Linked DNA regions of Mus musculus: all the other regions are linked to region 1. A link is a loop called in an ENCODE intact Hi-C map of the cell type or tissue named here. Cell type or tissue: left cerebral cortex. All regions are shown on one strand. Region 1 has its middle 3.5 kb from the start of Cacna1e. Region 2 holds the start of Glul (glutamate-ammonia ligase (glutamine synthetase)). Region 3 overlaps Gm30388 (a long non-coding RNA gene). Region 4 has its middle 16 kb from the start of Gm30388. Region 5 holds the start of Zfp648 (zinc finger protein 648). Region 6 overlaps Cacna1e (calcium channel, voltage-dependent, R type, alpha 1E subunit). Region 7 overlaps Cacna1e (calcium channel, voltage-dependent, R type, alpha 1E subunit).

Region 1 (4,000 bases):
CAAGACATGGGAAAGACACTTACACAGCACTTACTGTGTGATAGGTGCCACTCCAAGAGCTATATACAGATCAACGAACACTCTTTCATAACAGTCTATTGGTATGGTGTATTCTTATTTAATCCCCTGGGAGACTCTTAACTTAACTTCATGCCTTTCTTCTGCAATACTAACCTCATGTCTGTGACCTAACTCTTAAGCAAGGAAGACATTGTTTGACATACATCACCTTAACAGCAGCCACTGCAATAAGGAATCTGAGGCTTATTATTATCAGGAGAGCTGACTGCTGTTTCCCAGCTCTCTGTCACTGGAAAAGTCCCTTACTTTCTGGGCCTCAGATAACAAATAGAATATGTCTCACATCTCTGCAGCAAAGAAGCAGTAAGATGTCCTTAGTGCTGTTATTACTGAAGAGGTGTTGAGTTACCATTAAGTGATAGGTTCAAAAATTCCTTTGGGCAAGTTCCAGCTGTTTGATCAACTGATAGGTACTGGTATTCTGTGGTTCCTTAAACCCAGGTCTGCGAGATGCTCGTTCCAGGGCTGGACATTGTTATATAAGGATGTGAAATTCCATTTTCCGCCAGAGTCAAGGCTGTGCGGTGCTGTGAATGCCAGCAGCCTCCCGAGATGTCTGCATTTCCATCCTGCTCTTCTGCTCCGCTGTGCATTTGCACAAGGTTTCCTGCCAACTTTGTCTTAGGAACCCACTCCCAAGCCCTCTCTGCATTATGTTCCTTAGAGCACTGTTTTGCATAAGAGTCTATTTCTTGGAAAAGCTCAATAAGGAGAAAATAGAACAAAGGGGCCTCTGATAGTTTAAGCACAAGCCACCCGAGTGTAATTGGCAAGGCAGAGTGATCAGGATTGGTGGGAGGGGAACATGTCTTCAGCCAAGGCCCAGATTTTCAGATTCCTCAATGAGTGGCTAAAATCTTATATGAAGAGGGCCCAAAGCCTGTGAGGTCTGGAAAGATCTTTGTGAATGAATGGGGTAGATTCTCAACTCACCACTCTGTATGCCTTGGCATGTGCTCCACGGCCTGCCTGGTCTGGGGATACTGAAATGGCTTTGCCTCCCTTCTCTTACATACGAGGCTGAAAATACTCCTGTCAGTCTTCCTCGATCTTGTCTGACAGTTGAATTGTTCACAGGAGTATCAGGGATACAGGAAAAAGGATTCTGAAATGTAATAATCTGTATATGTTCAATAATCTGGGAAAGTTTTTCAGTGGCTTCCTCTGCTCCTATTGAATTCTGAGTCTGCAGATCACAGCTTGCAGGGAAACATGCAGAACATTTGGCTGCTACATCCTGAGCATCCCTCACCCCCGATCTCTCTCTCTCTCTCTCTCTCTCCTCCTCACCCCTCTGCTCCTCCCTCCCGTGTGTGTGTGTGTGTGTGTGTGTGTGTGTGTGTGTGTGTGTTGGTAACCTTGTGCCCAATAAGGGGGTATGAACTTCTTGGGAGCTGTGAGAGGAATTGCTGGTAGTGTGAAATGGAGGGTGTAGATCTCGACAAAGTTCCACTGAGAGTGGCATAGAGCTGGTGACTGATTTAGGACTTCTGAGCTCTCAAGGTTGGTTCCTGAGGTACTGTATTGCTAAGTACTTGTACTCAGAGTGCTGTCTCAGGAGTGACCAGTAGATGGTGCTCTGGCAACAGGGAAATAAGACTTCTGGCTCCCTGAGGCTGAGAAAAGGGTTTTCCAAGGGTTTTAAAACTGGTTTCCAGAGTTCTGATCAGTTGCTGCTTCTCCACACTTCCATTTGTGGTCTTTAAGAGAACAGTAAAACCAGGGGGAAACATACTTACCAGATTTCCATACAAGGATCATGATGGCAATGTTCTGGCCACTCCTGATAGTTCCCTTTAGTGTGGTTCCTGGAATATTTAGGCACCGGTCAGAATTCATCTTGAGAGTAGGAGGCAGGGCATCCACAGGCTTAGCATCATTGTGTCTCCACTTGATGATATACACGTTGCAATTATGTAGCATGGCTATTAGAAACTGAAAATCAGATCCATTAGATGTTTACACTCTGCCTTTTATCAGATCGGAACCAACACCTCATGACTCCGAAGCTCTGCTGTTCTGTGGTCTGAATCAGCACCTTAATTCACGCTCCTCTGGGCTGTGAGGGCTATAGTAGTGCCCTGCTGTAGGGCTTATGTACACTGGTAGCTATAACAATCGCTGGTGCAATTTAATCTTTAAAACGGTATCCACCTGACAAGTTGCAAAGTGAAGAGAAGGAAGCCAGTATAGAGACCCAGAGGTCTTAAAGCTCTCAAAGCTGTGACATTCAGGTTGAAGGGGAAAAGAGAAGAACACGCCTCAGCTTTGCTGCCCTTAAACCAAGCCCCCTTCTAAACCTACTGATGCCATAATATTTTCCCTGGCCCTCTGGGACTGCTTCTCCAAGAATCCTAATGAACTCTACCACAGAGCCATTCCTGCTCCCGAGTAAACTCTGCCTAGATGTTGGTAAAGCCTGCTCCGTGGGAATGCAGGAAGGCTAGGCTCAGCCCCATGAGGTCCCAGTGTGGCCAGTGTATTGTCTTGCATATTCTAGGCTTCTAAAGAATTCAGCAGTCACAGGACTCACAGAGTATGGAAGAAAGAGGAACCCGAATCAGTACTAGATTTTGGCTTACTGGGTAAAGAGACAAGGCAGGAGTCCTTAGTCTTTCTCGGAAGTACTTGTGGAAGGTAAAAGGCTAGTGTGCCCTGTTTAGCAAACAGACACAGAGGCATGATGAGGAAGGTGTTATGTCTCATCCTTGAAGTGAGCTTTAGAGCAGAGCTTGCTAGGCTATACAATCTCGTGGAAGTTATGAAAGACACATCATTTATGTCATCATCCATATGGCTCATTATTTAATCCCCAATGTCTAAAATAGTGTCTGTTGTGGGGAATGTACGCAAATATATTTGCTAAATGAATGGTTTGTATGGCTCCTCTGCTATGGAAGATCAGATTTTTTTTAGTCCCGTGAAGTTTACAGAGCTCTGAGATAGCCACTCTGTCTAGGTGACCATCTAGTGAGACTTCACAGCCACCTTCCTTTACTCTGTCTCCTAATAAGCTCCTCGGCAAAGTGAGATCACAATAACAGGTGGCACTGGCACACTTCCAGCCGAGATTTGATCTGAAATGATCTCCGATGAATCCCAGGGTCAACACTCGCTTCCTGAGGGCAGGGGTGATTGCAAGGCATCCCTGTGTTGAGGCCATTTCTTTGCATTTCTTGTACACAGACCCTTTTCTGTCACACACACCTACACACTCAACATTCTCATACAACAGACATGTATCAGTGCACACACATAGACACTCACAGACACATACAAGTAGGAATACACGTGCCCAACACCCAGACACCACTTTATCTCTTAATCAGTTAATTTCACACACTGCCTTTCAGGCCTGCCGAGGTGGCGCTGCCCTCATGGTGACTTCCAACACTGGGGCTTTGGTTTGCCTTTGCTTACGTCTTCAGCCAGCCCTTGCCCTCAGCGCTTCCTTCGCTTCCGTAGAAAGGTTATGGATACAACTATGTGTTGAAGCCAAGGGTGAACATAAGTCAAGGAAAGTATGTTCCAGACAGTGCAGATGATGGGAGGGGACAGGGATAGACTGTCCACGGAGTCTCCTGTAGGCAAGGACTAGATTGTTAAACACAGAGCTTCTTTCTCTGGACTACATGTCCTCCCTCTGCAGCTCAGACACTTTTTTTTTTAAAATGACATAGGTTTGAGAAGATCAATGGACCTTGGTTGAAAGTAAAAGGTGGTGGTGGGTGGGAAACCCCCTTTGTTAGGATTTTGAGGGCACTTTGCTTAGGCTCTCTGTCTGGGGATTGGAATATCTGGGCCACCTGCCAGGAGGAAAGTGGAACCCAATCTAGAAGGCTGCTTTGTAAGGTCCCTTAGGGTCCATAGGACAGAAGGTCCCAGAGAAGCAGAGGTACTTCTCTATGAGGTCTGTTAA
Region 2 (4,000 bases), 830 kb after region 1:
CTGAGTAGTTTCTGCGGGTTGCCAGATGCACCCGGGGTCCTTCGCCCTGACTTTTACTCACCCCAGCCAATGAGAATCAAATGCACTGGGGTTGTACTCTCTAGACCTCCTCTTTTTAGAGCAGTGTTCATGCCTCTCCTCGTTCTCGATTTCTCGCTGGTCTAAGCAACGGAGCTTTTTGGGCGAGGGCGATGGAGTGGGGGACCCAGACCGTTCGGAGGGGGAGGTGCTGGAATAAGACGGGTGCGATTTAATCTTAACCCTCGACTTCTCCCCGGAGTTCACAGAGTAGGCAACGAAGCCTAAAGTATTAGAAGGGGACTCTGAGGACCGAGAATCTCCATCTTCTACGTCTTCAATGGTTGGTTTCTTTGAGTATTTGCGGCTGGGGGAGGATCCCCGCTTCCCGCCCCCGGAGGAGTTGGGGCAATCCACTTTGAAAGCAGCCTTCCCACTAAAATGTCCGGAAAGTCGGTGCCGCGACCCTCGGGCCCGCGTAGATCTCAAGGCCTCTCCCAGGGGGCCATACCCCGGCGAGGGTAGAGGCCGGGTGGCGAGAGTGGGGCGACCGCGGGAGGCACAGCGCGCCGCTGCTGCCTCCGCTTGGCGCGGCCTCTCCACTGCGGAGCCCGCCGGCCACTCCGGGGCTCCGGCTCTCCATTGTTCGGTCATATGGTAAAGGCCTAGGACACGGCGTTGGGAGCTGGGGAGTGGTGCCATCAACGCTTAGGACCACCATCCTCAACCAGACCACCCACAGCGTGACGACGCCCCCCAAATGCGCCGCCAGGAAGAGAGGATCAAGGCGCCTGCGCCCACCTAAGGCAAGAACCCTCTCCCGCTGGGACCACCGGAAAGCCCCCATCTCAGCGTGAACCCCAGCCAACGGCGCCTGCCTCCCGGGGCGGCGCCTCCGGCCGCAAGTATAGAACAGATCAAAACAACCCGCAACCCCGCCCTTCCCGGAGCTTGGCTCACAGCGCGTCCTAGGAACACCAAGCAGAGCCGGCCCGGGCCGCACGCTGCAAACACGCGGGAGGCACGAGCGCTGCATCCCGCTCCGTACAGCAGCTGACTGGAGCTGGGAAGTAGAGTGCGACCCCACAGCCCGGGCGGCCGTACATTCCTGGACCCTCCGTGCGCTTACCAGAGCGGTGGCCGGCCGGATGATGGATGGGTGAACAGGTCAGGAGAGCGAGGCGGAGAGGAGATGGGTGAGCGTGCTGTTCAGACACTCTGCTCTACTCCCATTCTCCGCTCTGCAGGGTCGCTGGCTGCTCGGTACTTTTTATTGACAGCTTGTGCCCGCCCCCAGTCGCCTTGATTGGCTGACCTAGGCCAGGAAACCCGCGCCCATCAGCTGCTGCGCGCCGGGGCCCTGAGGCCATTGGCCGAGGAACTGTGCGGGAGCCTCAGGGTGGGGCGAGCGAGACCCAGAAGAAAGAAAGAGAAAGGGGAGTGGGGGAGGGGAGGCAGCGGCGGCTGGAGGAGGGCCAGGGCCGAAGGTGCAGGATGCATTTGCAGCTTGCGTTCTTAAGCGACCTCTGGACCCTCGGACCCAGGCTGAGGCTTCCTCAGAGTCATTTGGCCTCGGCTCTTTGCTTCCTTAACGGTACAGAGGTTTTCGAGGAGATCTGTCACTGAAAATCCAGAACCCCAGAAGAGAATTTTACCCTTTGTTTGTTGAGCGAGCCTGGGGACGGGTTGGGCTGGGGAGAGGCAGGGAGCCCTGATCAGGCGCGGGGAGAGAGAGAGAGAAACACGATTCCCAGAACCTGGAGGACCCTATCTTCCTGGTTTCCTGAGTGGATTTGGGGGAAGTGGTCAGACTGTGATTTCACGGTTTAAACACAAGTGTGATGTTTCTATAAAGAGGATTCTGGACGTCCATAGTCTATTTGATGTTGCCTTGTGTGTGTGTGTTCCCGTCTCTCAGCCTTTCCTTGGATCTGCAAAATAAAGCAGATGGAAGGACTTTCAGAGCAGTTGACCGGGAAAGCAGGGTGGCAACATGCCTTTAATCCTAGCACTCAGGAGGGAAAGCGGGGGTGGCACACGCCTTTAATCCTAGCACTCAGGAGGCAGAGGCGGGTGGGTCTCCTGAGTTCGAGGCCAGTCTTCTCTACAGAGGGAATTCCAGGACAACCAGGGTTTCACAGAGAAAACAAACAAAAAAGCAAGAGGGGTGGGGGGAACCCCTGGCTTTGCTTCCCAAGTTGTTTTTAACTGTGTGTGTGTGTTGGGGGAGAGGGAATGAGAGTTTTCTCTTTCCTTTCTTAACCCTGCAGTGATGGCTGAGATAGTGTGTGAATACTGTAGTGAGACAAGCTGAAAATGTGCACAGAATTTACCTGTAAAAAAATAGACGTGGCCCATATATTGTTATTAATGCTATGCTCTGAGCAGTCTCTTTCTAGTACATGAAATCCACCTCATGGCTGGGCTTTATCTTTCAGGACTTCTGGCATTCGAGATGAAGTTTTCTCTCTAGATGCCAGAAACCCACGCTCTCAGTGCCTTTGGAAGAGGAAGGGATGAAGTTTGTGCTTCTGCTTCTGTGTATGCACCACAAATATGAAAAAGAAAGGTTGCCTGTGACCCCACACACATAGCTCGGCCTGTTAGGTCAACCTCTGTCAATTTCCCCTGAGTGTGTCTGACACAGTGGCTCACAGAAGCAGCATGCCCCACAGGTGGGGATTTGAATAGGCTTTGGACCAGAAAGGCACCTTGCAAATTCTGTGTCCTAGTCAGTACTGTGTGAAGCGTTTTACCATGAGGTTGTTCAACAGCGGGGCTTCACGTCGGGCAAACCCAAGTTCATTCTGAGTAGTAGCCAAATTAGTAGCCACACAAGCTCTGTCTTAGCATTTGTAGCGGGGATGACAGTGGGACCTGGAACATGAGGAGTGTTAGGAAGACGATGTCATCTCATAGGTCAATATAATCTGAAGAGACTGAGTCGTTTCTTTCCATGATTACTCTGTGTGTGCATGCATGTATGCACACATGCACGTGTGTGTTATACACTGCATCCATATGTGTAGAGGTCAGAGGATGACTTTAGGTGTCTTCTATCACCCTCTACTTTTTTTTTTTTTTTTTGAGACAGGGTCTGACATTGAACTTGTAACTGCAACTTAACTAACTTGGTTGCCCGGTGACTCCCAGGGATCTTTCTGGATCTGCCTCTGCACAGCTTGAAGAAGTTACCTGCATTGCAGATGACTTCTTACATGGTTGCTGGAGATGAACTCCGGGACCCTCATTCTTTTGAAGAGAGGACCCACCAACGGCACTGTGGCACTGGCACTGCACCCCCCCCCACCCCCCACCCCCTGCCCACTCGGGTGATGCAGCTTTCTGCCTCCGTAGTGAGCTGCGCCATTACTTAAGGAAGTAAGGTGTAGACTCAGCAACAATGGGCTCGGCTGTCTTCCCATTTCTTCTTTTAACTCTTCAGCTTAGGTGGTTAGAAAAGGGGTTGTCAGAAGGGAGAGATGTTGTTCTTATGTTAGGAGATAGTGAATTCCAGATGGCAGCTGCCGGTCATCAGCCAGGGCAGCCTTCAGCACTCCTCACCAGGCTCCACAATGGGAGCAGTGAACACGATAGAAAGGGCAATATTCCAGAGCACATGTGCTGTTTTCCATGGGTTTCTTGTGTTTCTGCCATGTGAGTGCCCGCTTCCCTTCCTAGACATGTTAACCTCCTTGGCTGCTTATTCTCCCGTAGCCCTCGAATAGTGTCCAGACTGTTCAATAAACACGTATTGACCCCACAGTACCATCAGCGGCAGCATCAAGAGAACATTTGCTCTGTTTCCAAGAATAGAAGCGGATTTGCTTTGATCCTTTCATGTGACCAGGAACATCTCATGTGACCACTGACTTTCAGGGGTAAACAGGCAGCTTTGCCCCCTTGGTCGGCCCCACATGTGTTTAAACCAGCCGAAGTAGGACCCAGACAAGTTCAAGGACTGGACTAGGGAGCTTTGAGT
Region 3 (4,000 bases), 540 kb after region 1:
GGGAATCCTGCTCCCCCCAGAGGAGCTGGAGGAAGGCTTGGAGAAGCAGAGGGGGATTGTAACACCATAGGAAGAACAATGTGGGTTGGCCAGATCATCCAGTGCTCCCAGGGACTAGACCACCAACCAAGGAGTGTACAGGGAGGGATCCATAGCTCCAGAAACATATGTAGCAGTGGATGGCCTTGTCTGACATCAATAGGAGGAGAGACCCTTGGTCCTGTGGAGGTTTGATGCCCCAATGTAGGTGGATGTGGGAGTGGTGGGGTAGGAGAGGGTGGGTAGGTGGGGGAGTACCCTCATAGAGGCAAAGGGCAGGGAGAGAGGGCAGATGGGGGGGGTTGTGGAGGGGTAACCAGGAAATGGGCTATCATTTGAGATGTAAATGAATGGAATGATTAATAAAAAACAGAAAGAAAGAGAGAGGAAGGAAGGAAGGAAGGAAGGAAGGAAGGAAGGAAGGAAGGAAGGAAGGAGGGAGGGAGGGAGGGAGGGAGGGAGGGAGGGAGGGAGGGAGGGAGGGAAGAAGAAAGCCGAAACTGAGCATGTTAGCAAATGTATTTAATCCCAGAAGTCAGCCAGCAGTAGGATCTTTATGAGTTGAAAGCTGACCTGGTCTCACAGTGAACTCCAAGCTGTAAGCCCAGGGCTACATAGAGAGACCCCATCTCCAGAAACAAAATAAAATATAAGCAAACAAAGAGTCAGGCAGAGTATGCCTGACCAAGCCCTAAGGAACAAACCAATCAGCAACATTCCTTCATGGCTTCAGCTCAGATCCTGTCTCTAGGTTCCTGCCTCGTGGTTCCTGCCCTGACTTCCTTCTGTGATGACCTATGATATGGAACTGTACACTGAAATAAATCCTTTTCTCCCAAGTTTTGTTGGTCATGGTGTTTCATCAGAGCAATAGAAACTCTGACATAATAAAAACTATGCTTTATATTCTGGTTGTTTTGATTCATGGTCAAAAAACACTTGAGGCCTTGGAGGTCTCCCCAAACTATCCAGGTCGTGGCCATTGCCTTTGGTTGCCCACTGGAACTAGATAGTGAGACACCACAGACATTGGTTACAGAATACAGAGAAACCATGCTGTAACCAGGCTGGCAGCTTCCTTCCTCCTCAACAGCCTTCACGGTGCTGGAAGCTACTCTTCAGGTAACAGAGAGAAAATTCAGCAGTAGTTTTCCCAGCTGGGGCCCTTGCAGCAAACAGTGGCTAATGTAGAGTCATGGAACAGAAAGCAAGCGACTATGGATTACTTTACCTTAAACAAGACTACACACCACTATTCCATGGCTCAAAGAATATCATGTAAAAGAGGATAGAAAGACTGTAAGAACCCAAAGGTGGGGCCGAGGGCAGTGGGAACTCTCTTATGGACACATCATGGCCAAGGCACACCTGAACTGACAACAGCTGTGCTTGCCTCCATAAGCCTGCACAAAATGAAGCACAAAACATTCATAAGTGGGGAGGGTCTTGTGGGTGCCCCATCCCTCCAGAGACACTCACAGCAGTCTAGGGACACTTAGGGGATGCAATTCTTTGTCTTTCACTGCATATGCACCAGTGAGTTACTCGGGATCCAGTGGAGAGCTTCGAATCCATGCTCATGGTAGTGGTCTTGACTAAACTTAGTGGGTCACAACACAAAAACCAAAGCCAAACAAAAAAGCATCAAAGTGGGGTTGGGCCTTGAAGATAGAGGGAGCCTGGGAATTAATTATTAATTAATTGAAAAACCAGAGAGCTTGAAAATATCAACTCTATCAACCCTGCCATACAGAAGCACAACATGAGCAACTAATTATGATAATTCGGGGTTCACCCGGTCCACATATCACCTAGAATCTACATCTCAACAAGTTCTGGCAAAATTCTGACGCATGAGTCACATCTGCACCGAGGAGAAGCCAGATACCAAGCTGGCACGTGGAGGAGCCCGGTCATGTCTCGCTCTGCCGGAGAACTCAGAGCCGCCTGCGGACACTCTGCCGCGTAGAGGTAATACAATGGACAGTAAGGAGAAACGGATAATTGGCTTTGCCTGGGCTTAGGGGAGTCTTCCCATAAGAGAAGGCTTTTGCACTGGCTTCAAAGAATGAAATCTGTGTGTTTCAGGCAGAAGACAAGGATAATTGTCGCCCTGCTTCCAAATTCCTCAGCATCTTTTCTGGTTCTGGAAGAGCAGCCCCGGATTTTCTCTCCGGACCAGGCTGTCGCCTCCTGACTCCCGATACTCGGGCTCCCCCTGTGGTACACAAGAACACCACCACTGGGATTCTGGCTTCTGTCACCGCAGCTGAGAAAGCTCCTGGCTCTTCAGTCTTCCCAGGTCACACCACCTACAGACACTGGCAAGGGTACAAGGGGCCTTTTCTTTCCAAGGCCCCCATCACGCCCATATGCCTCGCCTCACAGCTGTCTAAGTCGGCTGCCTGAACACAGAAGCAATTCACAGAAGAGAAGGAGAGGCCACTGAGGTTTCCATAAAAACACACCCACTTCTTCCTTTCTCAACGGCTCCGTGCCGGCACGGCCTGCTCTGGCTGTGGGTATGAAGCCAGGTTTCTTGAAAGAAATTTCCTTGTCTGATGTTGGACTTCTCTGAACATGTGGGTTCTCCCTGGCCAGAGTGAACTGAGGCCCTATCCAGTCTCACACCACAGCAATGAGCTTGCTCGGTACAGGGCAAAAGAGCAACATGTAACAGCTGTGTGGAGCTGGAGAGAGAACACATGAAGAGGAAAGAAAAAGGAAGGGAGAGAGGAGAGGAGGGGAGGGGAAGGAGGGGAGGGGAAGGGAGGGGAGGCGAGGGGAGGCGAGGGGAGGCGAGGGGAGGCGAGGAGAGGCAAGGAGAGGCAAAGAGAGAAGAGAAGAAGAGAAGAGAAGAGAAGAGGAGAGGAGAGGAGAGGAGAGGAGAGGAGAGGAGAGGAGAGGAGAGGAGAGGAGAGGAGAGGAGAGGAGAGGAGAGGAGAGGAGAGGAGAGGAGAGGAGAGGAGAGGAGAGGAGAGGAGAGGAGAGAGGAGAGGGAGAGGAGGAGGAGAAAATAGTCCCATTGCCATCTATGCCCCATGACTCCCCTCAGCAGTTAATGGAGTGTGTGGGTCTCTCCAAATGTGGCCCCCAAACTAAAGGTAGTGTCTGACCACATGTGGTCTAATGATTTCTAGCAGAATGCACCTGGCCAGTCCTCTCTCTAGTTTGGTTGTTCACTAGACCAAGAGTGTTGGCCTTGATTAATGGTCACACCAAGTAGGCCCCACAGTAATGGTGGCATAGCATATACTGTGCTGTAGTAGGAGAGGCAGACTTCTGTCTCTGGTTAAATATGTCATAAGAAGCAGTCAAAAATTTGGGTACAAGACACCAGTGAGAGACCAGTGATTCTGAAGGACAGGAAGGGATGTGGGAAGCAAAAGATTAGCAGGATAAGCCTCAGACAGCCCAGGCAGGAAGTATTATAGCAAAAAGCTTGCTGGCTAGAGGGCTCAACATAGACTGAGAGACGTGAATGTTCCAGAATGCAAGTTGGGAGAGACAGGGAGCATACAGAGAATTCTATCCTGGAGGCACCTCTCTGAGCTGAGGCAAGCCCTGAAGAGAGCCGACAGGCAGAGGGTGTCTGCTGACCACATTCCGTGCCCAGATCCACTCAGCAAGAAGTACTCTTGGGTGGAAGATCCCGGCAGGCAGCATAGCCTGCCTGTGAACATGACCTCTGTATCCAGGAGTGACACCTAAGCTCTCACCTCAACCCCAAGGAGAGGGCCATTGCCATGGCTAAGAGGCTTGTCCTGTCCCTCTTAGCGCTGCTTCTCTAGCCACGCCCTCATCGCCCTTCCCCCACCCCATTTACTCTGCAAGGCCTCTGCCCTCCACTAACTGAACCAGCCACAGAAATGAGCTCCATATGGCAGCTGCCAGAAGATTCTTTTACAGATCCCTGCCCAGGCTACCAGCCTCCACCAACTGGGTGCCCCTCCCTTCTGAA
Region 4 (4,000 bases), 510 kb after region 1:
CCTTTTCAGTGAGCTCTGACTGCTACCCTGGTCAAGCTACAGTCTCCCCACGTCTTGATATATCACAGCTCTGTGCTTTTCTGTATTTTATGCCTTCATCTCCCTGGTGGTACTTCTTGTCCTCCAAAATTCCAGCATTAGATCATTACCCTAGAAAAGTCCAATACCTTCTCCAAGGGCAGACCTTCCCTCCACACTCCCAGAGTACTCTTTGATGCTTATCTTCACTGGAATTTTCTATACTGTGATGCCATCTGTTTACTTGTTTCTAGATCAAGTAAATAAAGCAATGTCTTATTATCTCAGTTGCAGTGAACATCCTGTAAGTGTTGTCTGTATGGACAGATGGAAATAGGAGGCAATACCTTCATGATAGGTGGGAGGGGAGCGATGACCATATGAATAGTTAGTATATTAGTTTTTTTGTTATAAGGACAAACTACTGGACAAAAGCAACTTAAGAAAGGGTCTCGTTTGCTGTTGGGTTGAGGGGATACATTCCCCCATGGCAGGGAGGCACGGTGGTGGGGCTGTGAAGTAGTCAAACATACTGCATCTACATCAGGAAACAGACAGGAAAGGATGGAAGTAGCTGGAGTCCTCAGTTTCTTTTTTTAATTCTGTCCCAGTTCCTAGTTCATAAAGACACTGCTGCTCACATTCAAGGTAGATCTTTCCTTAAACACAGTCAGATGCACCCACCTATCCATCTCCTTGCTGATTCTAAATCCTGCCAAGTGGAGAAAAACAATCATCACAAGACTGGAGAGATGGCTCAGTGTTCAAGGGCATAGGCTGTCATCCAGAGAACTCGACTTCAATTCCCAGCATCTACTTGGTGGCTGACAATGGTCTATAACTCAGGTTCCCATGGATATAACACCTTCTTTCAGGCACTAGGAACACAGGTGGTACACAACCATACATGCAGATGAAATGCCTATACACATATATTTATTTTTAAGTTAAAAAAAAAGACAACTCATTACGTTGGGAAAGTAAGCAAATGATATAAAGTTAGTTTGTAGAGTCTTGGGAAGCACAAATGATCTTGGCATGAGGTCAGGACATCTGATAGAAATGCATGGAGATATCCGAGTATGTAGTACTGAAAGTTTTCTAATGGGAAAATTATCAGTGAAATCCATGCTAAAGTTAATAAAGACTGTTTTTCATAATAATATTAGTTTTGTATTATTTAAAATTAAGGTATAAAATGCTAGCATTTCTCTCTTACTAGTCTTTATTTCTTAATCTCCAGAGAAAATATTATTTTAGATTAAATTAATAAATATAGTAATGTATATGTGTGTGTATTCTATATATGTGTGTGTATGTATATGTGTATATATATATATACATATATTCTATGAGATAAGGTCTCCCCCTGAACCTGAAGCTGGAATGTTTTGGCTAAGTTGGTGGCCATTAAACCTCAGCAATCCTCCTGTCTCTGCCTCAGTCTATAGAGTTGGTATTATAAGCATAGATGAGACCATGAATGGCTTGTTACATGGATGCTAGGATCCAAACTCAGGTCCTTATGGTTATCATATGGAATCAAGTACTTTTACCCACTGAGGTGATGCTCTAGAACATTGCTTCTCAGATCGTTACAGTACAATTCATAACAGTAGCAAAATTACAATTATAAGGTAGCAACAAAATAATTGTTTGGTTAGGTGTTGTCATGGTTTGAATATATATGCTCTGCTGTAGACTCGTGTGCTTGAATGGTTGGCTCATAGAGAATGCCACTATTGGGAGGCATGGCCTTGTTGGAGAAGGTGTAGCCTTGATGGAGGAAGTGTGTCGCTGTGAAGGTGTGCTTTGAGGTCTCAGATATGCTCAAGCTATACGCAGTGTGACACATAATCTCTTTCTGCTGCCTGTGGATCAAGATGTAGAGCTCTCAGGTCCTTCTCCAGCACCATGTCTGCTTGGATGCTGCCATGGTGGTTATGGGCTAAACCTCTGAAACAGTAAGTTAGCCTCAATTAAATGTTTTCCTTATAAGAGTTGCTTCAGACATGGTGCCTTTTCATAGCAGTGAAACCCTACCTGAGACAGAAGTTAGCACCGGGGACTGAGGTATGGCTGTGATAGGCCTGACCATTTTGTTTGGAGGTCTGTGCAATTTGAGACTTTGGGTTGGGAAAGCAGTAGAATGCTTTAAGCACTGCTAAATGGGCCATCCTAGCAGAAGCGTGGAAGACAGTAGTGCTGAGGGTGAGTCAAACTGTGGGGGCGGGGGATGGCTTAAGAGGTTTCAAAGGAAAAGAATTTTAGTATGTTGCTTACAGATTGTTCTTGTGATATTTTGATGAAGAATATGGCTGTTATTTTGTCCCTGTCCAAAGAGTCTGCCTGAAGCTAAAGTGAAGATTTTAGATTAATTGCATTAACAAAGGAAATCTCAAAAACAGCCTGGTCTAGACTGTTGTGTAATATCTACTATTGAATCTTAGGAAGAGTGTTTTGATGAAAAGGAGCAAGGTAAGCAAGGAAAAATACAAAATGTGTGGTTCAAGGAGAAATGGGGCACTTGGAAGTGGAATGGAGCCAAATCCTGTCCCCATGTTTTGGAATGGTAATGTGTATCCTGTGCCATTGTATGTTGGAAGTATGTGATCTGCTTTTTTAATTTGACATTATAGGAGATTACAGTTAAGAGATTGCATGATCTTCAGGGAGATAAACAGATTAAGGTACTAAATGGAATAAAGGGAGTGAGTGGTGACCTCAGGTACCATAGGGTACCTGCCAAGGAAAGCTGCTAACAGGGAACAGAACCAGACCGAGAGAAAGAAGTGTGTTGCAGTCAATAAAGCTGAAAGGAGTTGGCAATCTAAAGAGTGCTTTGACATCAGACATGGAGATAGGGAGGGTAAGTGTGCCCAGCTGGTTTTGGGTCTTGCTTGGTCCAGTATTTCCTCACTATGTTCCTGTCCTTATGTTTTGGAGTGGTATTGTATATCCTGTGTCATTGTACGTTGGAAGTATGTGATCTGTTTTTGATTTTGATATTTTAGGGGATTACAGTTAAGAGATTACGTGGATCTCAGAAGAAACTTTGAACTTTTGAACATTGTTAAGACTGTGATATACTATGCAGACTTTTGAAGTTGAATTAAATGCATTTTGTATTATGTTATTAGTACAAGCCTATGGGGGCCAGGAGTGGAATATGGTGGTCTGTCCTTAGACTCATGTGTTTGAATGCTTGGCTCATAGAGAGTGATCCTATTAATAGGTGTGACTTGTTGGAGGAAGTGTGTCACTCTGGAGGTGGGCTTTGAGGTCTCAGATATGTTCAAGCTACATCCAGTGTAGCACATGATCTCCTTCTGCTGCCTGAAAGTCAAGACGTAGAACTCTCTGGTCTCTCTCTGACTGCCATGCTTTCCACCATAACGATAATGGACTAAACCTCTGAAACTGTAAGGCAGCCCCAATGAAATGTTTTCCTTATAAGAGTTGCCTTGGTCAAGGTGTCTCTTCACAGCAACGAGTCATGGTGTCTCTTCACAGCAGTGAAACCCTAACTAAGACAGGGGTCGCCACAACATGAGGAACTGTATTAAAGTCTCACAGCATTAGGAATGTTGAGGGCCACTGCTCTAGGAAGTTATTGAAAATCTGTTGTTAACTAATTATTTCTGTGATTATGGTACCTGAAAACATGAATTTAATAATAAAAGAGCCTCATTTTTAATAATAGTTGTATTAAAAAGAAAACTTCAGACAAATTAAAATTAGCGGAGTTTATTTGAGCAAAAATCAACTGATTAATCAGGCAACACTATCAGAAGAGACTTCAGGGAGCATCATCTAGTGATGAAGCGGAGACCGCTTATAAACTAGACATGGAAGCAAAATAGAGAAACCTCCTGATGGGGCGCACTGAGGCCCTTGGGTTGTTTTGGTGTGTTCTGGTCACTTAACTGCTTATGGTCCAAGACTGCCTTTTAGTGACTTCCGAAGCCCAGCTATTTGTTCT
Region 5 (4,000 bases), 530 kb after region 1:
CGGAGGACCAGGTGTACGCCTTGTCGCAGAAGGGACACCGGTATGGCCGCTCGCCTGTGTGTAGGCGCCGGTGCTGCTGCAGCGTGCTGCGATGGGAGTAGGCCTTCCCACACAGTTGGCACACGTAGGGCTTGGAGCCATGATGTTCCGCGGGGACCTGAACTTTGGTGGACTTCTGGAAGGCCCGCACACACCTATCGAGACCCTCCTCTTCCTGCCCGCTGCCTTCTGGGCCCGCCTGGCCCTGGACTTTTCTACTGCTCCGTACTTTTACTAACAGGCTGGCAGGAATGGTTGGAGTCTGAACTAGTGTACTCTCAGACCTGGGAAAGTGCTCCAGAGAGTTCTTGTCTAGGGAAGATGCCTCAACACTGTTCTGTGCCTCAAAATACCCTCCACTGTCCAAGAAGCTGTTCGGGACTTCTGAGGCTGGGTCCTTATTTGCCTTCTTGCCTCCGTCACTGCCCACGGAGTCCCTAAGGGGCTGTATCTGAACTTTGTGTAATAAACTTCTGGAAGGGGCACCAAGAGCCTCCTGTAATTTGGGGGAGTCTCGAATCTGGGTGATCCTCGATGCCTTTTTCCCCCCGTTGCTGGTCTTCCCAGGCATCTCCCCAGGTTTCTGCGCCACACACCCAGCACTGAAGCACTCAGGCCAGTTCTCTTCCTCTTTGCAGGACTGAGTGTCAAACTGCGAGTCGGTGTTGTTCTGAGTTCCTGGGGAGCCACCCTTCCTACCATCCTCTTCTTCACTCTCCAAGCTCATTCTCAGCATCTGAGTGCTGCCAAGGGGCACCTTGGTCCACCTATCCTGGGAGTCCACCTGTGCCATGGTGCCTCTTCTATTGCCTGCTCCTCCCAGAAAGAGCCTTCGCTTGGCTCACAGCGCCTGCAGAAAGCGAGGGTGAGGGAGGGATGTTGGAGGAACAAACAACAGTGAGTGTGCTTAATCTCCTTCCTAGCCAGAGAATATACGGCTCTGTTTCCTACCGATATCCATGCCAGGTACATGGTTCATATTGTTGGGCATTGTGGGATGAAGGAGGCTCTGGCTCCTCTGAAACTGTCATAGCCAGCCATCTTCCCTTTGAAAATCTTGTTTGCTAGAAGCCCAGATAGAGAGAATGCTGTCAGAGATGATTGGAAGTAGAAGGATTTGCTGGGTGCCTGTGCCCCAAATGCTAGCAAAATAGAGGCTCTCTGGACTTGGGGAGCTTGATGAAACAGGCTTTAAGACACCTCAGACACTCACGGTGTCCGCCAGTTGGAAAACCAGGTTAGTTCCTGATGTCCCTGCCAACAGGACAGATGTGTTATCCTGTAACGGGCATCAGGGCTGTCTCCCAGGCATTGAGCTGTGTAGGCCACCTTTCCTGAAGGCAAAGAATGGTCCCCCAGAAAAATGGGGCGATGACACAAGACAGCAGACAGGTTTCCAAGCCTCCTGTCTGCTTACGCAAGGCCTTTAAGGTCTTTGCAATGAATAAAAAGGCCTTCTCCCATGGAAGGTGAACAGAGACAGGGAGAAAGGGATGGTCACCTGGAGTTTAGGTTTACACATGGGAATTCATATTCTATGTTCATCTTCAGCTGCAATGTTTAACCTTTCCCTAAGTTGGCCATATGAACCCCCGTGGCTTACATACCTACATGTTCCCCAAATTGACAAGCATGGACCTAACATTTGGACAGCAAGGCATGCAATATACAATATTAAGGATGGCAGCCAGATACTGGAAGTCCTGACTTTCCCGGCTTTCTGGGCACTTTCTCTGCTATTTCCCAGACACATCTTTACTTGTTCCTTCCAGAGACCTTCCAAATAGAGGCTGCTATTATTGTATCCCCTTTCATCTTACAGACAGGACCCTGAACTTTAACGAGGTCTATGACCAGGGCCACCCAGCTCACAGACACCAGCTCAGGCCCTTCTCTCCAATTCCATGGCTGTGTGTAGAACCTCAAGCGCTACTACCTCTTAGCTGTGGCCTCCAGAGCAAGGCCAGCCCTGGGGTTAGGCCTTGCCAAAAGCAGCCACACACAGCATCCTGGAGAGGGAGCGCTGCTGCTCTCTGCAAGCATCAAAGCCCCTTGTGTTTGCTGGGCCAAGAAGCCTTGGCTGTGCTGGCTCAGCACTGGACGCCTCCCTGTGCTCATTGACCCAGATTGCCCTCTGCAGGAGAAAGAGGCCAAGGCCCTCTGAGAGTTGGGATGCATGCTGCACAGACTGCTGCTCTGGGTGGCCAGGAATATTAGTCACCGAACAGTATCTGTCACCGAAGTCCCTCACTGACTGCACCACTTTCCACCCCCACCTCAGCAGGAATGACAGGAGACGTCTCGTACTCGGCATGTCCTGTACCTGTCCTCCCCCACTCCTACCTGCTTACTGCCTGGTGTGTGTGTGTGTGTGTGTGTGTGTGTGTGTGTGTGTGTGTGTGTGTGTGTGTGTGTGGAGTACAAGGAAGCTTCCCTTCTTATTTTGCGTACAGAAGCTGTGGATTAAGAGAAGACGTATTGTAGACCTACCTGTGTTCAGTATTTCATGTCCCTCTGTGTCCCGAAGCCCAGGGGTATTCCTTTTGATACACTGAGCTCATAAGATGTCAGAGTATGGCTGAGGTATGTTTGGACCAGAACACTAAGTCTGGAATATTTTCAGCATTTTGGAGCTTGGAGATCAACTATGTGCATGTGTGTATGTGTAACACACAGAAGAGACGCAGTGCTAGCAAACTCCAGATGATTAGCACACTGTGGCAGGTCTGGAGTGCCCTAGCTGGGGGACAGAGGGACGCTGGCTTTGTATGAAGTAGGTACCTGAGGTCTCATTCTCGCTCTGTGACAGCATACTGTGTATGCTCATCCCTCTTAGTCCACTCTGTGGAACATTCACCTTCTCTATTTGTCACCTATGTGTGCCCTGTTGTCCATAGCCTGTGTCTTATTCCTCGCCTCCACAGGGTATCAGGGTTCTGCTAGCTTACCTTTCTCTGGACTCTCAGGGCAGATTGCCTTTCCTGACAGAGAATCCCTTTTCTGGTAAGGCCCCATTCCCACTGAATACAGTCACCCTGCCTTCTCCCTTCCAGAGCAGTCGAAGACTTGTTCTTTCTCAGCCAGGAAGAAGGCTAAGAGGAGATCAGGGAGTCTGGGTACGGTTATCTGGCAAAGTCCACACAAATGTACCTTGTCAGGAAGAGGACCGCTGAAAAGGTGCCGGGTCTGGGACTTCTTCTCCTCTCCAGATGTACTGGTTCTGCAGCCTTGAACTTCATCCACACCCAGCAGCCAGCCGTGGCCCCGGTGCAGGCCCCAGTTCTCCCACTCTATACCCAGACATGCTTCAGAAGCCTGGCCTGGGGCTTGTTCCTGCTCCTGCGCCAGCTCCTGCTCCTTTCCCTGCCCCCCTGCCAGCTTCCTCCACCTCCCGCCACCTCCCCCCTCCTCCTCTGCTTAAGCCCTTGCCCTTTCTGGCTTCCACATACGCAGTTGCTTACCTGAAAAAACGCAGACGTGTGGAGCACCTTGTCCAGGCTTTTGTCTCACCTCTCAGCTACTGGAACCAGAAATTCCTGAGAGCAGAGACGATGTCTCCATGTCTCTGTTATCTCACCCTTTCTTTCCTGTCCAATGCAGCAGCTTCAGAGAGGGGCTCAGGAGGTGGGGCCAATGTATTACATTCAACCTTCTTGCCTACATCCACAGAGCAGCCTGAGACTGCCCTCTCTCTGCCTGAACTGAGCTGAAACTCAGGCTCCCTCGGTTCCCCGCCTTCCCTTCCTGCCACAGCTGGCTCTCCTCCCTTCCACTCCCTCCTCAGAGGCCTCTCAGTCCTCCTGCAGGTGGTCCTGGGCCTCCTGTCTGTCCTCACTCCTTCCTCTCACAGAGCAAGCCATTCTTCCTTCACTCCTGCCCTGCTGTGCTCGCGAACCTCCAATTTCATGTCATTTTCTGGGGGGAACATTTCAGGAAAAAGCCTCTAACAGCCCTTCCTCAA
Region 6 (4,000 bases), 310 kb after region 1:
TCTTTCACTGTCCAATAGTTCCGATGTGATGTGACATCTAGACTTTAGAGCGGGGATCAGCAAATTACCACCTGTCAGTTAAGTTTGGCTCACTGCTTTTACAAATGAGTTTTTATAGAGGTACAGTTACAGCCATTTGTCTTCTCTATTGTCTATGGCTGTGCTTGCACTAGAGTGAAAAACTGAATAACTGGGACAAAGGTGGTCTGACCTTCCAGTTCAAAATATTTACTATTAAACTATTGCCAAAACCTTCACTCTTTAAAAAAAAAGTCTTTTGACCCCTGTTTCAGGAACAATGACAGTGTTTTTAGCCCTTGCTGATGAGGACAGTATGACATTCTATGAATGAAAAGCTTTGCTGGCCCAGGCAAACTTAGCTTCTGGGTCTTCACTCCCCACTCTCCCCATTCTGGTCCCTCTCTGAAAATACTTGAGGAAATGCTCTTCTTCACAGGAGTGGACCACCGTTGCTTCCACCTGATACTCCCTTCATGATGTGTGATTCTTCCCCATATCTACCATCTGTGAAGCTGCTAAACCTGGGTTAACTGTTGACAGGGTGGATGGGTGAATTAGAATTCCTTTCTCTTCTGTAATAATGATCTAGGCCATGGGGAGATGTAGATCCCTTCCTGATATAGCAGCTAAGCAACAGATTTTTCTTGCTGTACTCAGTTTCCAACAAAAAGTTTTAGTATGCAACCGGCGATGGCTTGGAGGACAATGATGCTCAGCCTAAATCTTAGCCATTTTCTCACTTTGGACAAGTGATGTAACCATCTATCAAGTGGTGGTAATGATACCTACCTAGCCTGGTGTGTGTTTGTGAGCATGTAACTATATCATGCATACTACTGTTAGGTACTTGACAACATGGTATGTGAATGCAACTCAGAAATGAGGAGAATTGCCATCTGTAAAGCATTTATGGCCTTGATTTTGGATGCCTATTCACTCACGTAACTGAAGAGACACTATCTGCTACCAAAGGATGGCATCACACATCTAGCCTCACTCGGACATCCTTGGCTCTTGGAACCAGCACTTCCTTTGGTTTTATTTCCTCTGTGGCTCTAAGTGCCAAATGCCTTAAAGATGCCCCCACTTCATTGCAGTTGCTGGGAAGAGGCTGCAACAGGACTAATCATGAAACTTGGTCACATGAACTGAGAAGGAAAAACAGAGAGGAACTCCTTCTGTCATTTCGAATGTCTAGAGAATTACCAATTATTCTGGTTACATCTTAATTGGTTTTCTCAATGGAATAAGGTTGTTGAGAAGAAACCAGCAAACGTGCAATGAGTCAGGGTCTTCATATAAAGAAGCAATGAGTTGAAAGCCACTACTTACTACTCTTAAGTAAAAATAAACTGACACATGACTACTTTCCATCATTCCAAGGGGCAAGAGACTGGGCATGCCGGTGAGCTACTGTCTGGAAAGAAACAAGACAAATCAGCACCGAGTCAGGAAAAGGCTAGAAAGAGTGAAGCTGAAGAAAACATTTGCTTTGATAACGCTTCCTAAAAGGATGCTTAGATGGAGATAGTGTGCTCATCGTTTCTATGGCAACCCCCGGCCTGGTCCAGGGTGCATACTGACTTTCAGATCCCACCATGGCTTCCTTGTTCTGGTCCCTGACAGGGAAGATGTTTTAACCACTGAGAATTAATCCTATGCCAGTTATTCCATTTCCACAAGAAGCCAGAAGTCTCTTGAAGGTTCCTGGAAGAAAAGGTTATCAAAAAAGGGTCACAGTGTTCCTGGAATTCTGCAGGATCAATCTAGACCCTGAGTGGCTGGAATGGAGCTGCAGGGAAATATTTCTAGGGCATCTTTCCAGATTGTTTTTGGACACGAATCCCAGTAGGCTCCTGTGGAATAGAGCAGCGTTTACCCAAGCTGAACTCAGTATATGTCACAGAGAGATCCAAAGCCCTTTCAAATTCTCTCACGCAAACTCTGTTTCTTGCTAATTAGCCTAGTGGGAAATTTGTCTCTCACAGTCTACAGAAACATGCTGACTCCCCACTGCCCCTGACAGGTGGCCCGTAGTAACTGCCTGTAATCAGTATGGGTGTGAAAGCAAAGAGTTCTGTAGTCCACACGTTGGCAACCTGACATCTGCTCTGGACAGTGGCCAGAGACACACTGGCTGTCTTTTTGCTCTTAGAAGCCTAGCTGGAGCTTGGGCTCCTCAGGCCAGGAGTGAGCCACACAGGTATTTCTGGGTACCTTAGGCATTAGGTTCCTTTGGATATTAGATGGACTCGGATTTCCTGAGAAAATTGGGAGAATAGTTTGGCAAGGTGGTAGGTAGTTCTCTGGTTCTCATCACTCTGGTCTGATTATGTCAGGCACCAATAAACTGGCCTTACCTCTTTGGGACAGTCCCTGTAGGGAGAAGCCATCGTTTCTTCCCCATTCTTTTCTGAGTATCTTATTAACCCACCTGTGCTTTCTTTCCAGCGGCAGGATCCCGTATAAGGATATGTACAAATTAGTGCGGGTGATCTCGCCTCCTCTGGGCCTGGGAGAGAACTGCCCCTACAGGGTGGCTTGCAAGGTTTGCCCCCCCAGTCCCCAGCCATGACCTGCAGTGGGATGCAGCATCTAACCCTCTCCGCCCTCTGCTCCACCACCACTGCGCCACATGAGAGAACCTTCATGTTGCTTACCTTTGAGTTTAAAGAGGCCCAACCCCTCCCAGAACCAGCAGCTGCCGTATAGGAAGAAGGGCCATTTTATGGTGAAGGCAAAAGAGAGTTAAAGACTTAATACAAAGGCCACTAGAGTCACTCCTTTTGGCTTTTCCCACAAATATACTGTTGTGCACCTACACATACATCCCCCAGTTTACCCTAGCTTGTACATTCTACCAAAGGACTTCCCCCTTCTCTGGGATGCAGAAATCCTCTAATCAAGCAAAAGGGTTCTGATTTCCCTTCACGAGACCTTCATTTTCATTGAACCACATGATTTCAGTGAACCTAGTCATCCCTACCCCTGCTATCCCTCACAGATCCTGGGTGCTTTTTCCAAGATCAGCAATAGAAGCTGTAGGACAGAGGGGAAGAGGGCAACAGGTAAACATGGTTTAAAAAGCATAGAACTATTAGAGAATTTCATAGCACAGAGACTAAAATAACCTCAACAGACACAGAAGGACCTTGAACTGATTATTTAATGCCTTTGGTGCCTGCCAGTCACACTTGTAAGAGGTCTGCCGTAATTGCCAAGTCACTACTTCTTGGTTAGACCAACAGGTTCCGAGATATAAGTTCAAACTCTGCATTACCCAGGATATACAGTATCCTAGTCGCTTTCCCAAGCCCAGGACCGCTAAATATGAACCCTGCTTCAGGTGCTATGGGAGGAAAGCAAAGCAAAGAGCTGCTCAGGCAGCAGAAGATACAGGCTCAGGAAGGATGTCTGCCTAGGTGATGGATGGAGCTGACTTGGGATGGTGACCCTGATTCTGAACTCAGGAGGCTGAACAGCTGCCTCTGCTGAGACTCTTTAAACTCCACCCCAGTGAAACCTGCAGCCGCATGTGGGAGAGCTGGGGAGGGTAGCATGGCATGCAAGATGCTCTTCTTCCTCCTGGTTTTGTTTCTTCTGTCCCCAGCATGCCATCAACCTGGTGCATGCTGGGGAATAAAGAGCACTCTTGTTCACGGAGCCAGGTGGAAGCAACGGGGCGACTTTCTGACCAGCAATCTCAGCCCACCACTTTCAACGCAAACGGCCGCCGCCTCCTGCTGCACACATACCACAGAGGGGGGATACACGACGTTCTGCCTGTGGGTTCAGGGCAAGGGACAGGCCTGACTTCTAGGCCAGCATCCCAGCCCCAGTAGGGGCCAGAAACTCCTACCCACGGCTGGAGCACCGTCTATCCGGTTTATACCGCTCACGCACAGCCCTGGGAATTGAAGACATGCTTGTGTTACTTTGGGGTTAGATGCAGTGAACCACAAAGCCAGCCCAGCACTAA
Region 7 (4,000 bases), 200 kb after region 1:
ACTTGTACTGAAAATGTAAAGATGCTTGTTATTGCCTTTATTCCCTAAATAATAGATTGCCAATTTGTTGAGGGAGCGTGAACAGATAGCACCTGTAGATATTTGCATGTAGGGTATTGGGTATCCTACAGCCAATTTCTCACGATGATGAGGAAAACTTACACCAGTTCTCACTACCCAGAGGGCTTGCATCTGTCAGGTTCATGTCTATTCAACTAAGAATCCCTGTGTCGATTGGCCTGTTATGCTCCCTTGACCTGGTTGGTGGGCAGTGTAACAGAGCATGGGCTGTCAGGAGGAAGAGAGGCCTCTGCCATAGGCCATCATGTGTATGCTTACTCTCATTGTCTTCCCCTGGGTTACCAGAATCCCAGATAGTGTTATTGCAGAGGTCCTCCAGGTTGTCAAGCAGCTGTGTGGACCATACAACTGCCTCATCTCCTGGGTCCTGGTTATAGGCGGAAGCATGCAACCCTCCTTCAGGTGATTGTGTGAACCAGGTGGGAAGCATACTTCTTGACTTCCTCAGATGGTTTGCATCCCACGTGAAAGTTCAGGTTCTTTCTTCCCTGTTTTGATTCCTTTTCCTTCTCCTACTTGCCTGGTTTTAGATGGTAAAGGTTAAAGCTATATAACTAGACAATCAGTGCCTCAAATTTTCTTCATCGAGGTATGTCTCCTCCATTCATTTTGGTAATGGTAGGTCCTCTGATCTCAAGGGGAAACCCCCTGTAAAGCACATCTGAGGGACAGCCACTTTCTGTCTCCTAGAGTTATAGTCCTCTTGAATGTTTCTGAGGGCTAGACGTGAAAAACAAGACACAGCATGTTTGCGGTTTATGTAAGCAGGAAGAAATATATCTGTTCCCTGCAGGAGAGAGAAACACAGCTGATGGCTGCTTCCCAAGCCTTGCTCCCAAACACCACAGACCACTGGGAGCCTAGGAATATTAACATGAGCCATGAAGATGGGGTGATTTCATGTAACCAGTCAGGGGCATGCTGTACTGAAATGTAGAGCATGTGAGGAAAAAAATAATTACCTGACAGAGATAATGGTCTTACTGTCTTCTGCATTTTGCTTCTCATGCAAAACACATACGTGGTAAGAGGAGGAGAGGGAGAGGAGAGTTCATGAAAGGGAGAAGAGGAGGAGAAATAAACTTTGAAAATTCCGGTTGCCATGGCAACATAATGAGCTCCAAAAGTGGCATCTCTGAACCAGTTTTGCATGGGAAGATAGGGGAGCCCAGAAGGGAAAGAATTAAAATAATAAAAACAATAAAACTGCGATCATGAAGTAAAGGACACAGGCAAAGAGGCCAATAGCACTTCCCAGCCGAGTCTGGAGGCCTGGCTTGTCAGCTGCTTGCCCCCAGCTGGCCATAGCTGAAAAGGTGTAATCTATGTCCTGCGCTGGATGATCTCACCAGTCCCTGACTCTGGACGATGTGACGCTAAGGGATTCTGACAAAGAAGACCCTGTGAATTATATGTGGAATGCACTCTGCTCCAGAATTGTCGAGAGCAGCAGGTCTCAACCTTCCTAATGCTTTGATCTTTTAGTATAGTTTGTTCCTCATGTTGTGATGGCCCCCAGCCATAGGATTATTTTCTTTGCTACTCCATAACTATAATTTTGCTACTCTTATGAATCGTAATGTAAATGTCTCTGTTATCTGATGGTCTTAGGCAACCCCTGTGAAAGGGCCATTCAACCTCCAAAAGGGTGATGACCCACACAGTGAGAAACACTGTTCTAGAAACAAGGCTGTGATCTTGTTCTGTTCCTCCCTGGCTCCTCCCTTCCCTCTGCCCTTTCTTATAAAGAGCCTAAGTGTGTTCCCTTCAGTGAGCTTCACTGAAGTCCTGCTACCAGTGAGGCTGCCGCATCACTCAACCCACTAGCTAGGACAAAAAGTCCCTATGCTGGGGACTTACTACTCCAGATGGCTCTCCTCTTCAACATGCCCTAGAACAATACATGCTCATATGAAAGAAGGCAGCACTGAATGCTTAAAAGATACAGACCAAGAAAGATTTGTAGGCTGTTTGTTTGTATGCCATACTCAAATTGAAAACGAACCCAAAGCAGATTAGAAATGTTACTTGTAACATAAAAAAGATGTGTTTTAATGAAGATACCCCTTGATATTCTATTGTTCTCACTCAATAGTGTTCATTTCTTTCTCATTAGAATGATGAAGGAATTTGTAATACATACCCTCTCATCATGTAACCATTGTTTATCTAGAAACATTTTGAGCCAATCTATCAATTAACTTGTTCTTAGAATGGTTGCAGTTGGGGATCCTGCTGCCACCTTGTGCCTACTTGATATTGGAAACCTACCAATATTTGCCTGTATTCTAGTACGGCTCTTCCAATAAGCAGTGTGTCTGACAGATGCCAATTAATATGTTTGAAGAATGAATGAATGAATGCATGAATGAATGAATGCTTTATCTGAATTAAAGAGTCAGATCCTCATTATACAGTGCCATAACTTGAATTAAACATGTCAAGCTTGACAGAGGATATACAGATGAACTAACATATTACAATGAGTACAATGAGAGTGGCAACTCTCTCTCTTTCTCTCTCTCTCTCTCCCTCTCCCTCTCCCTCTCCCTCTCCCTCTCTCTGAAATAAGCAAATCGTTTAATTGATTATATTATATCTATTAATTTTATAGCCCCTTTTGTATATTAGCCAGGTAAGTAGTTAATATTTATATAATGAGTTCTATACTTTAGAACAATTAGGGGATGAGGGGAACTTCCTTTTCCTTGCTTCCTTCAGAAAATGATTCTGGTCCCCACCCTCCTCACACATAACATGTGAACATAGAAGACTGGCTACTCTTGGTCCTTTGTATCCATGAGCTGTAAATCTAAAGAGTCAGCTAAACTTGGATGAGAAATATTTGAATGCAGTAATCCCACCTGTACCAAACATCTATAGACTGCTTTTCTTAATCCCATAAATAACACAGACCAACAACTAATTACACAGAATTCACTTTGTGTTTTGTATTGCAAGTGACCAGAGATTTAGAGAGTCCAGGAGGGTGTGTGTAGGTTAAGTGTCACTTTATAGAAGGAATTCTATTATTCAAGGGATTGAACATCAGTGGACATTGGTATGTGCTCTAATCCACAGATATTGAGGGCTGTGTGTTTCTGATTCTTTCTCCTATTAGGCTGGTTTGAGAGTTTTGAAGGTTTTGAATGGGCCCTTACTAAAAGAAGAAGAGATACCCTAGTGTGATGGTTTTGGATTAAAAAACTAGGAACATTAACCCATCTTTTAACTGCATACATGACTGTTAGCAATGTTTTTCATTCTTTGGGGGCCTCAGTTTGTCAGTCTGTAAAATGAATATTATAAGACGTCAAAGGCTATCACTGATTAAATTGGAGACTGAACCTAGACAATGCCTATTACAGTAGAGCTGTCTAGTAGCATATGACTTTGATCCTTAAGGACCTCTTAACTCCTGAAGTTGGTACTAACCCTCTTTACTGCGAAGTTAAGGGTTTGTAAGAGCCTCTGAACATCTAAAAAATGATAAATGCTATTATTACATACTTTCTCTCTTGTGTTTTTTTCATATCCATGTATAAATCCATTAGTCTAGGAATGGCAGAGCTGCCCAAACAGATCACAGTCATCTGCATAACTGGAAAGTGGATTTATGAAAGACAAAGGAATATGGGGGGAAATTAAAACAGAGAAAAATTAACAAAATGACCCAAGTAACCACAGTAGCAGGAAAATGTTTTATATTCTCTATTTAACTTTCACGAAAAAACTTGGCAAGATAGGTAGTGCTCCCCCCTCCCCCCAAATCACAAGATGGACAAAAACAGGGGCTCAGGTGCTTGTCCAAGGATATCCTGCTGGGAAAAGGAGGTCTGGCATTTTAACTTAGGCTTTTCTTAATCCAAAGCATATGTACTTTGTTTGACACCCTGCTGCCTTCTCGAAATTGCACAAA

Evidence for each region. Peaks named below come from ENCODE experiments on the same cell type or tissue, not always from the same donor. Only the 100,000 strongest peaks of a DNase experiment are listed, where the experiment ranks them.
Region 2: it touches region 1 in a loop (2.4-fold over the local background); 17 of 42 quality-filtered maps call a loop at or near these places.
Region 3: a loop joins it to region 1, with 11 times the contacts of the local background. A loop is called at or near these places in 9 of 42 quality-filtered maps.
Region 4: it touches region 1 in a loop (3-fold over the local background); 2 of 42 quality-filtered maps call a loop at or near these places.
Region 5: a loop joins it to region 1, with 3 times the contacts of the local background. A loop is called at or near these places in 10 of 42 quality-filtered maps.
Region 6: a loop joins it to region 1, with 2.9 times the contacts of the local background. A loop is called at or near these places in 6 of 42 quality-filtered maps.
Region 7: it touches region 1 in a loop (2.8-fold over the local background); 3 of 42 quality-filtered maps call a loop at or near these places.

The regions. Positions count from the first base shown.
Region 1 is chr1:154,727,421-154,731,420 of GRCm38, reverse strand. It overlaps a transcript of Cacna1e not described here. Among named protein-coding and RNA genes, the nearest start is that of Cacna1e, 3.5 kb to the right of the region's middle. In left cerebral cortex, a CTCF peak has its summit at 1,653 (motif pointing right); DNase peaks (open chromatin) are centred at 668 and 1,652; H3K4me3 peaks cover 12 bases; H3K27ac peaks cover 376 bases.
Region 2 is chr1:153,897,207-153,901,206 of GRCm38, reverse strand. It overlaps Glul (glutamate-ammonia ligase (glutamine synthetase)), which reads right to left and starts at 1,278. Exons shown (of 7, transcript NM_008131.4): 1 at 1,148-1,278. It overlaps Gm38440 (a long non-coding RNA gene), which reads left to right and starts at 1,431. Exons shown (of 2, transcript XR_387481.3): 1 at 1,431-1,612; 2 at 2,457-4,000. Mir8114 (microRNA 8114) reads right to left here and starts at 1,281; the gene lies at 1,171-1,281. In left cerebral cortex, no CTCF peak of the experiment used is centred here; DNase peaks (open chromatin) are centred at 1,336 and 1,922; H3K4me3 peaks cover 2,302 bases; H3K27ac peaks cover 2,150 bases.
Region 3 is chr1:154,188,692-154,192,691 of GRCm38, reverse strand. It overlaps Gm30388 (a long non-coding RNA gene), which reads left to right. Exons shown (of 2, transcript XR_003948053.1): 2 at 1-878. Among named protein-coding and RNA genes, the nearest start is that of Zfp648, 10 kb to the left of the region's middle. In left cerebral cortex, a CTCF peak has its summit at 2,264; DNase peaks (open chromatin) are centred at 1,972 and 2,349; H3K27ac peaks cover 948 bases.
Region 4 is chr1:154,218,995-154,222,994 of GRCm38, reverse strand. No RefSeq gene overlaps it. Among named protein-coding and RNA genes, the nearest start is that of Gm30388, 16 kb to the right of the region's middle. In left cerebral cortex, no CTCF peak of the experiment used is centred here; a DNase peak (open chromatin) is centred at 2,233; H3K27ac peaks cover 294 bases.
Region 5 is chr1:154,200,929-154,204,928 of GRCm38, reverse strand. Zfp648 (zinc finger protein 648) reads right to left here and starts at 3,742. Exons shown (of 2, transcript NM_001204908.2): 1 at 3,501-3,742; 2 at 1-889. The coding sequence starts at 832. Gm30388 (a long non-coding RNA gene) reads left to right here. Exons shown (of 2, transcript XR_003948053.1): 1 at 1-936. In left cerebral cortex, a CTCF peak has its summit at 2,123 (motif pointing left); DNase peaks (open chromatin) are centred at 10 and 2,115; H3K4me3 peaks cover 159 bases; H3K27ac peaks cover 81 bases.
Region 6 is chr1:154,416,519-154,420,518 of GRCm38, reverse strand. The region is part of intron 38 of Cacna1e (calcium channel, voltage-dependent, R type, alpha 1E subunit); the gene reads left to right. Among named protein-coding and RNA genes, the nearest start is that of Gm30465, 150 kb to the right of the region's middle. In left cerebral cortex, a CTCF peak has its summit at 2,033; DNase peaks (open chromatin) are centred at 1,545 and 1,975.
Region 7 is chr1:154,530,564-154,534,563 of GRCm38, reverse strand. The region is part of intron 7 of Cacna1e (calcium channel, voltage-dependent, R type, alpha 1E subunit); the gene reads left to right. Among named protein-coding and RNA genes, the nearest start is that of Cacna1e, 190 kb to the left of the region's middle. In left cerebral cortex, a CTCF peak has its summit at 2,320 (motif pointing left); DNase peaks (open chromatin) are centred at 907, 1,176 and 1,859; H3K27ac peaks cover 2,053 bases.